2 separate regions of the Homo sapiens genome follow, and region 1 is linked to region 2. Evidence: chromatin loops called from intact Hi-C (ENCODE). Cell type or tissue: mammary epithelial cell. All regions are shown on one strand. Links, peaks and the distances in the headings refer to the core of each region. The heading gives the core; the rest is flanking DNA.

Evidence for each region. Hi-C counts contacts between places; a loop is a spot of excess contacts. Peaks named below come from ENCODE experiments on the same cell type or tissue, not always from the same donor. Only the 100,000 strongest peaks of a DNase experiment are listed, where the experiment ranks them.
Region 1: a loop joins it to region 2, with 18 times the contacts of the local background. A loop is called at or near these places in 3 of 110 quality-filtered maps.

Annotation. Positions count from the first base shown.
Region 1 is chr13:108,219,152-108,221,971 of GRCh38, reverse strand. The region is part of intron 1 of ABHD13 (abhydrolase domain containing 13); the gene reads right to left. Among named protein-coding and RNA genes, the nearest start is that of ABHD13, 2.2 kb to the right of the region's middle. In mammary epithelial cell, for the core only: a CTCF peak has its summit at 1,763; a DNase peak (open chromatin) is centred at 1,711; H3K4me3 peaks cover 723 bases; H3K27ac peaks cover 239 bases.
Region 2 is chr13:107,209,963-107,212,782 of GRCh38, reverse strand. It overlaps NALF1 (NALCN channel auxiliary factor 1), which reads left to right. Exons shown (of 3, transcript NM_001080396.3): 2 at 2,028-2,199. Among named protein-coding and RNA genes, the nearest start is that of SNORD31B, 110 kb to the left of the region's middle. In mammary epithelial cell, for the core only: a CTCF peak has its summit at 1,602 (motif pointing left); a DNase peak (open chromatin) is centred at 1,552.

The sequences.
Region 1 (2,820 bases), core at 237-2,736, 1.0 Mb before region 2:
CAGCTACTAGGGAGACTGAGGCATGAGAATCACTTGAACCCAGGAGTCGAGGTTGCAGGGAGCTGAGATCGTGCCACTGCACTCCAACCTGGGTGACACAGTGAGACTATGTCTCAAAAAAAAAAAAAAGTGTACATTGTTTTGCATATTGTATATCGAGTTACGGATTCTGCCACCAGCAAATGGTCTTTTAAAAATACAAAAAAGTGCATTACCCATAGTGAATTACAATGAATTTCCGAAAAACAATTTGGCAAAAGGCTAAACAATTTCAAATACAATTAAAAAGTCCTAAGTCATAAAGGCACTATTATTTCTTTAAAGATCTTTAAGTCCATCCTAGATTGATAATTTTGGGAACAGCTTGTTTAAAAATAAAAACTGTTCATACATTTAAAAAAAATGTGCAGGTTCAAGTGAAGACTGTAAAAAGTGGAAAGGGAGTTCGTGTGTCAATGCCGACATCCACATCCCAGCAGAGAATGAGGACCCCACACCCCATGGGCTCATTAATTACTCTGGGTGAATCACAGCTTCCAATCACATGTGAAGTAATGTGGAACTCAGATTCAGTATTCTTATATCAATCTCTCTCCTCTTCTGTTAAGCATTGGGAAGTTAAGAAACCATGCCAGCTGCACAGCTGAAATGGAAACACAAATAGCTGCTATCAAGGTGTTGGAGACACCACAGAATGAATTATCTATTTCCCTAATGGTTACCCACATGCCATCAATAATGAAAAAGTGTGTATTAATAGTCCTATGGGACAAATGAACAGTAACTGCCTATGGAGATGCTGGATAATAACTGGATGGTTCAGACAGCATCTTTAACTAGGATTTAAATCTGTATGAGCAGATAGCTCAAAAATTATACCAGGCAGCTACTTAGTAGCTTTTTCATGCTTGAAAATCTTGGCAAATAGAGTCAACTCTGGCAGAAGTAAAATGAGAGATTATTGTTACTATGGAAGCCAACCACAATTTGTTCTGAGATTATAAATATCTGAAATGTTTAAAACAAATCCACTAGCCTAAAACTGTAGTGATGTTAGACTGATAATGAAATTCACAAAGTTTCCAATTTATAAATGGGCAATGTTCTAAAACTTTACCTATAAACTAGATGGATGAAACTTAGAATATTTGTTTTGTATAAAACCAGTGTTATATAACATTGAGTATGTGAAAGTAAGTACAACTAGAAGCCTTACTAGAAGTATCTAGATTCTCAGGCTAGCTCATAAATGCATGTAGTCCCTGTACTGGAAATACTACATCTTTGCAAGGGATTTCAGCAGAATATACTGTTGTAGGAGTTCACACCATGTGAAACAGAAACATAAAATATAATAATGTATTACAAAATCTGTCATTTGAGGAAAAATATCTTACTTAGAAGAACTAGAGCATCTTTTAAGTCCACACGAAAAAAGGCTATTTAAAGGTCTTAAGACTTTCCTGGGGCAACTAAACAAGGATTAGAAAGATTTCAGAATCTGGGTAATACATTAAACAGAGAAACAGAAATAGATTCCCCTGAGATAAGTTATGAGAAGAGATCATGGGAAAATGTTAGATCCAACAGTTTCCTGCACCTATCACTAAGTTATATTGTTAGCCCAGGGCAATTTGGTTAGTAAACCCTCTTATCCACATGCCAAGAGGTCTTTGATGTGCCCAAGAAGAGGGCAGTGTGCCAAGGGCTACCTGTAGGTACCTGGCTTGCTTTAATCATTCCAAGTTAACTGTCAGTGGGAGGCAGTGTGGTGCAATGGAAAGGAGACAGTGTTTTGAGTCATGGTCTGTTAAGAGATAGGTAGCTTTTGCCAACTCACTTAGCCTCTCTAAATATATATTTCCTCGTATGTAAAAGGAGGATGAAAGATTAAATTGAACTACTGTTGAGATAAAATGTAATAGTGTGTTAAGTGCAGCTACTTCTATGAGACAAAATTTAAATTACTTAATTATGTACTATAGCAGAGTATGTGAAAGTAAGGACAACTAGAAGCCCTATTAGTCCTAGATCAAATAATGGATATGATTCCCTAGAGGTACCGTATCTGAACACAGGAAGTAATCAGAGCAATGCACTCTTTCTCTGTTAAAACCAAACTCAGGTAGTAGATCCTCTAGAAAGCTTTCCTTGGACCCCTATTCCCTCCTGCCACCCATTCCACATTCTGTAGTTTGTGCAAACTTACGTGGCAGAAGTTACTATTACAGCGTAATTAACCTGCTTACACAGGCTGTGAGTTCCTCGATGACAGAGACCTCGTCCTATTCAACTCTACATTTTCTGTACGCAGCAGTGCCTGATGCATAGTGGGCCTCTATTAACGATTATTTAATTGAGCAGCTGATGTCTTAGGTAGGATATCATGACATTAACACTAAATCGGCAATCAAGAAATCTTACACAGTAAAATAAAATTTGATATTTTAGTCAAAGACGAGTGATTTCCCTAAGCATGCATACAAATAAGTATTGATCCACGAACCCCCTCCCGTCAAAAGAGATCAGTGAAAAATCCAATATCAACACACAAAGCCAATATACTCATCTCTTTCTATCCAGTTACTATCACATAGTAAACATAAATAAGAGTTGTTAAATGGGGACGGACTTTTTTTTGGTTTCGATACCTTGGGTAGTAATACTAGTAATTCATTTTACTTAAATGTTGACTAAAATCTACAGCAAAATTGACTTCGATTGTATGGGGTGCTTTTTTGATGTTTCCTGAATAACCCCAGAACTTCCTGTCATGATATTCACAGGTCTAAACCTGTTACTGTCGTGATTAGATCGGGG
Region 2 (2,820 bases), core at 49-2,548:
TCCTCTAGTACCTGAGAAAGGTTATTAAGCCCAGGAATCAGAGGATACATGGCTCATTCCTATACTACAGCTTAGTTTACATAATAAATGTCATGTCATATTACGTATCATGTCATATTACACAAACGTCAATGTCTATGGCATTTTGACAAACGTTTTCAACTTCCCCATGGTTTGGTTAAGAAATCATTTCACTTTTTCTTCTGAAGCTGGTGCTTCCAGCCTCTTGCTGCCGGCACCACCTCCACCTTCACCTGTCCCCCTGAGGCAGCCTCTTGCTGTCCTCCTGGGGCACACAGCCACAGCCCACCTCCGTTTCCCAGTTGGCATAAGAATTCTTAGAGGTTTCTTCGGCTATTGTAACGTTTTCTTCTAGTGCAGTTTTTCAGTGTACACTGTTACGAGAAGACTCATTCAAAAGACCTATAAGAATTCTAATTATTTGTAGGTTTTACTAACAAGTTACATGGTGATTGTGAGCCATTGATGACTGGCAAAGAAAAATTACTTTTGGCCATTTAAAAGTGTATCTCACTTTGATATTTATCTCATTTTACCTCTACCAAGTCACCTTGATCACAGAATAAAGCGTCATTTTGATCAACCTAATGTTATGAATAAAAAAATACAATCCTCCTTCTACCAAATAGATATTGACCCGGGGCATGGAAGGCCATGCTGATTTTAGGTTCATCTGCAAACTCCCTTGTGATTTCATAAGTGCTTTAAAAGTAGTTTTCAGATTAAATATAGGATAACTATTAGGAACACAGTCTTTGGAGCCCTACAGAACATGGGTTTGAAGTCTGGATTTTCCATTTCCATTACCTAATAGTACTATTACTTAATATTATTCCTGTTCAAAATGTGAGTAATAGTTATGGTCAAAAGTGCATGCTGAGAATCACATGGAAAAAAAAGTTTACAGCTTACTTAGAAAAGAGTATAAAGTTGATAAATACCAGCTATTATTCTTGTTATTATTAGGTATTTATAATCTCTTAGGCTACCTTTAACTGCTGCGCCTCCATTTTTCTAGGTAAAATATAACCGGCAAAATGTTACTTGGATAATATTAACCCTAGAAATAGATAAGTAAAAGCCATTAGTGCCAAGGACCTGGAGAATAACTGAATTTCAGTAACCTGTACTGCAAATTGGTACATCTGCCATTGTTGTATTTGAATTTAAGATCAGCTTATTCCTTCGTGTCAGAAAAAGGCAATTTTTTCAATGTTTGTTTTCCCAAATAGCCACCAAAACAAAGAGATGAATGAAGTCCCAGTCCTTTCACATTTGATGAAATTACATAAATACGTAGCAAACATTGATGTGGCTTGCACATCATCCAGAAGGTTGAAGCTGTGGCTCTGATGAGGCTTCCCTCCTACTCCCAACCACACCACAGCATATGATGTCTGCTCTATGTCGGGTGTTTCTGGGCTTTCAGACAGTGAGATTTTTAATGCATTTGGTGTGAGTCATGAATGTAAATGTCCATATCTGCCTGTTCTCTGCCTCTCAAAGTCCAAGATCTAAACAGCAGTTTCCCAACCCCTGCTGGGCCATCTTTATAAAGTGCTTCGCGCCATCTAGCGTCCTATGGAGGCATAGACGTGGGACTCCGTGTGGAGGGAACTGGCTCATCAGCCACGTTGCAAGTAACTACAGCACAGAAGAGCAATAGAGTCAATTATTTATTTTACTTTAGATATCGCTGAATTTTGAAAAATTAACTTCCTGCTTAAATCCACTGATTTTCAAATAAGCCACATAAAATTAAAGGTCAAAATACCTTTTACATTCTATTAGGGATGCAATCAAATACTGTTTTGCTTTTATTGCGGAGACTTTCGTTGCTGTGTTTTTATCACTTGCAGCTGTCGTTGTGTAAATACGCTTTCTCACAATGAGGGCTCTCTTAGGATCCACTTGAAACCACAGCACGCTTGCACGCTTCTCACAGTGCCTCTATCACTGTAACTGTTGTCACGCCTCTATATTTTTCATTCTTCTCTTTTTTTCAGATTGTCTACAAAGCCTGGCTCTGTTCCCAGTATTTTGAAGTCACACAGTTTAACTGCAGAAAGACAATTCCTTGCAAGCAATACTGTTTGGAGGTTCAGACGAGGTGTCCATTTATATTGCCCGACAATGATGAAGTCATCTACGGAGGCCTCTCCAGTTTCATCTGTACAGGTACAGTGCCGGGTGGGAGTCTGTACACCAGTCTCCGGTGGTTTTGCTTTCTTGTGTGATGTTTGTTTGCTTTGCTGTTTCCTTTCACTGATATAACCTTGAAGATGCGGCTGGTAGTTTTCCGCACTTTCACTAATAGAAGCACCGAAAGCTCCCCTCAACAGGTCTGGAAATGATTCAGCTTCTGTACCACATGGTCTATCTGTAACTGAGACCACAGTTATTCACTGTGTGAAAGAAGAAATCTGATGGCAAAATATTAGCAATCATTAGATATACTTACATGTGACCTAGTATAGGTTAGATTCAGCCTGCATTGCCTTTGAATTCCATAAGAACAGGAGATGTGCTAAGGCCAGTGAAATAATGCTTTTCAAATTAGTCAGAAGTTTATGTTCTCTTGCCTATTTTCTTTTATTTTATTTTCTGAGAATTTTTATGTTACTTTATCTGTAAAAAGTATTAAGAGCATTAAAAATATCTGCCTAAATTGTACGTGTGTGTGTGTGTGTGTCTATTAGAGCCACACAACAAGTCTATCCATTAAACGATGTTTACTTCTTTCAGCAAATGAGTCAGACTGGGCAAAACACCAATATCAGCACTCCTTTTCTGGATATT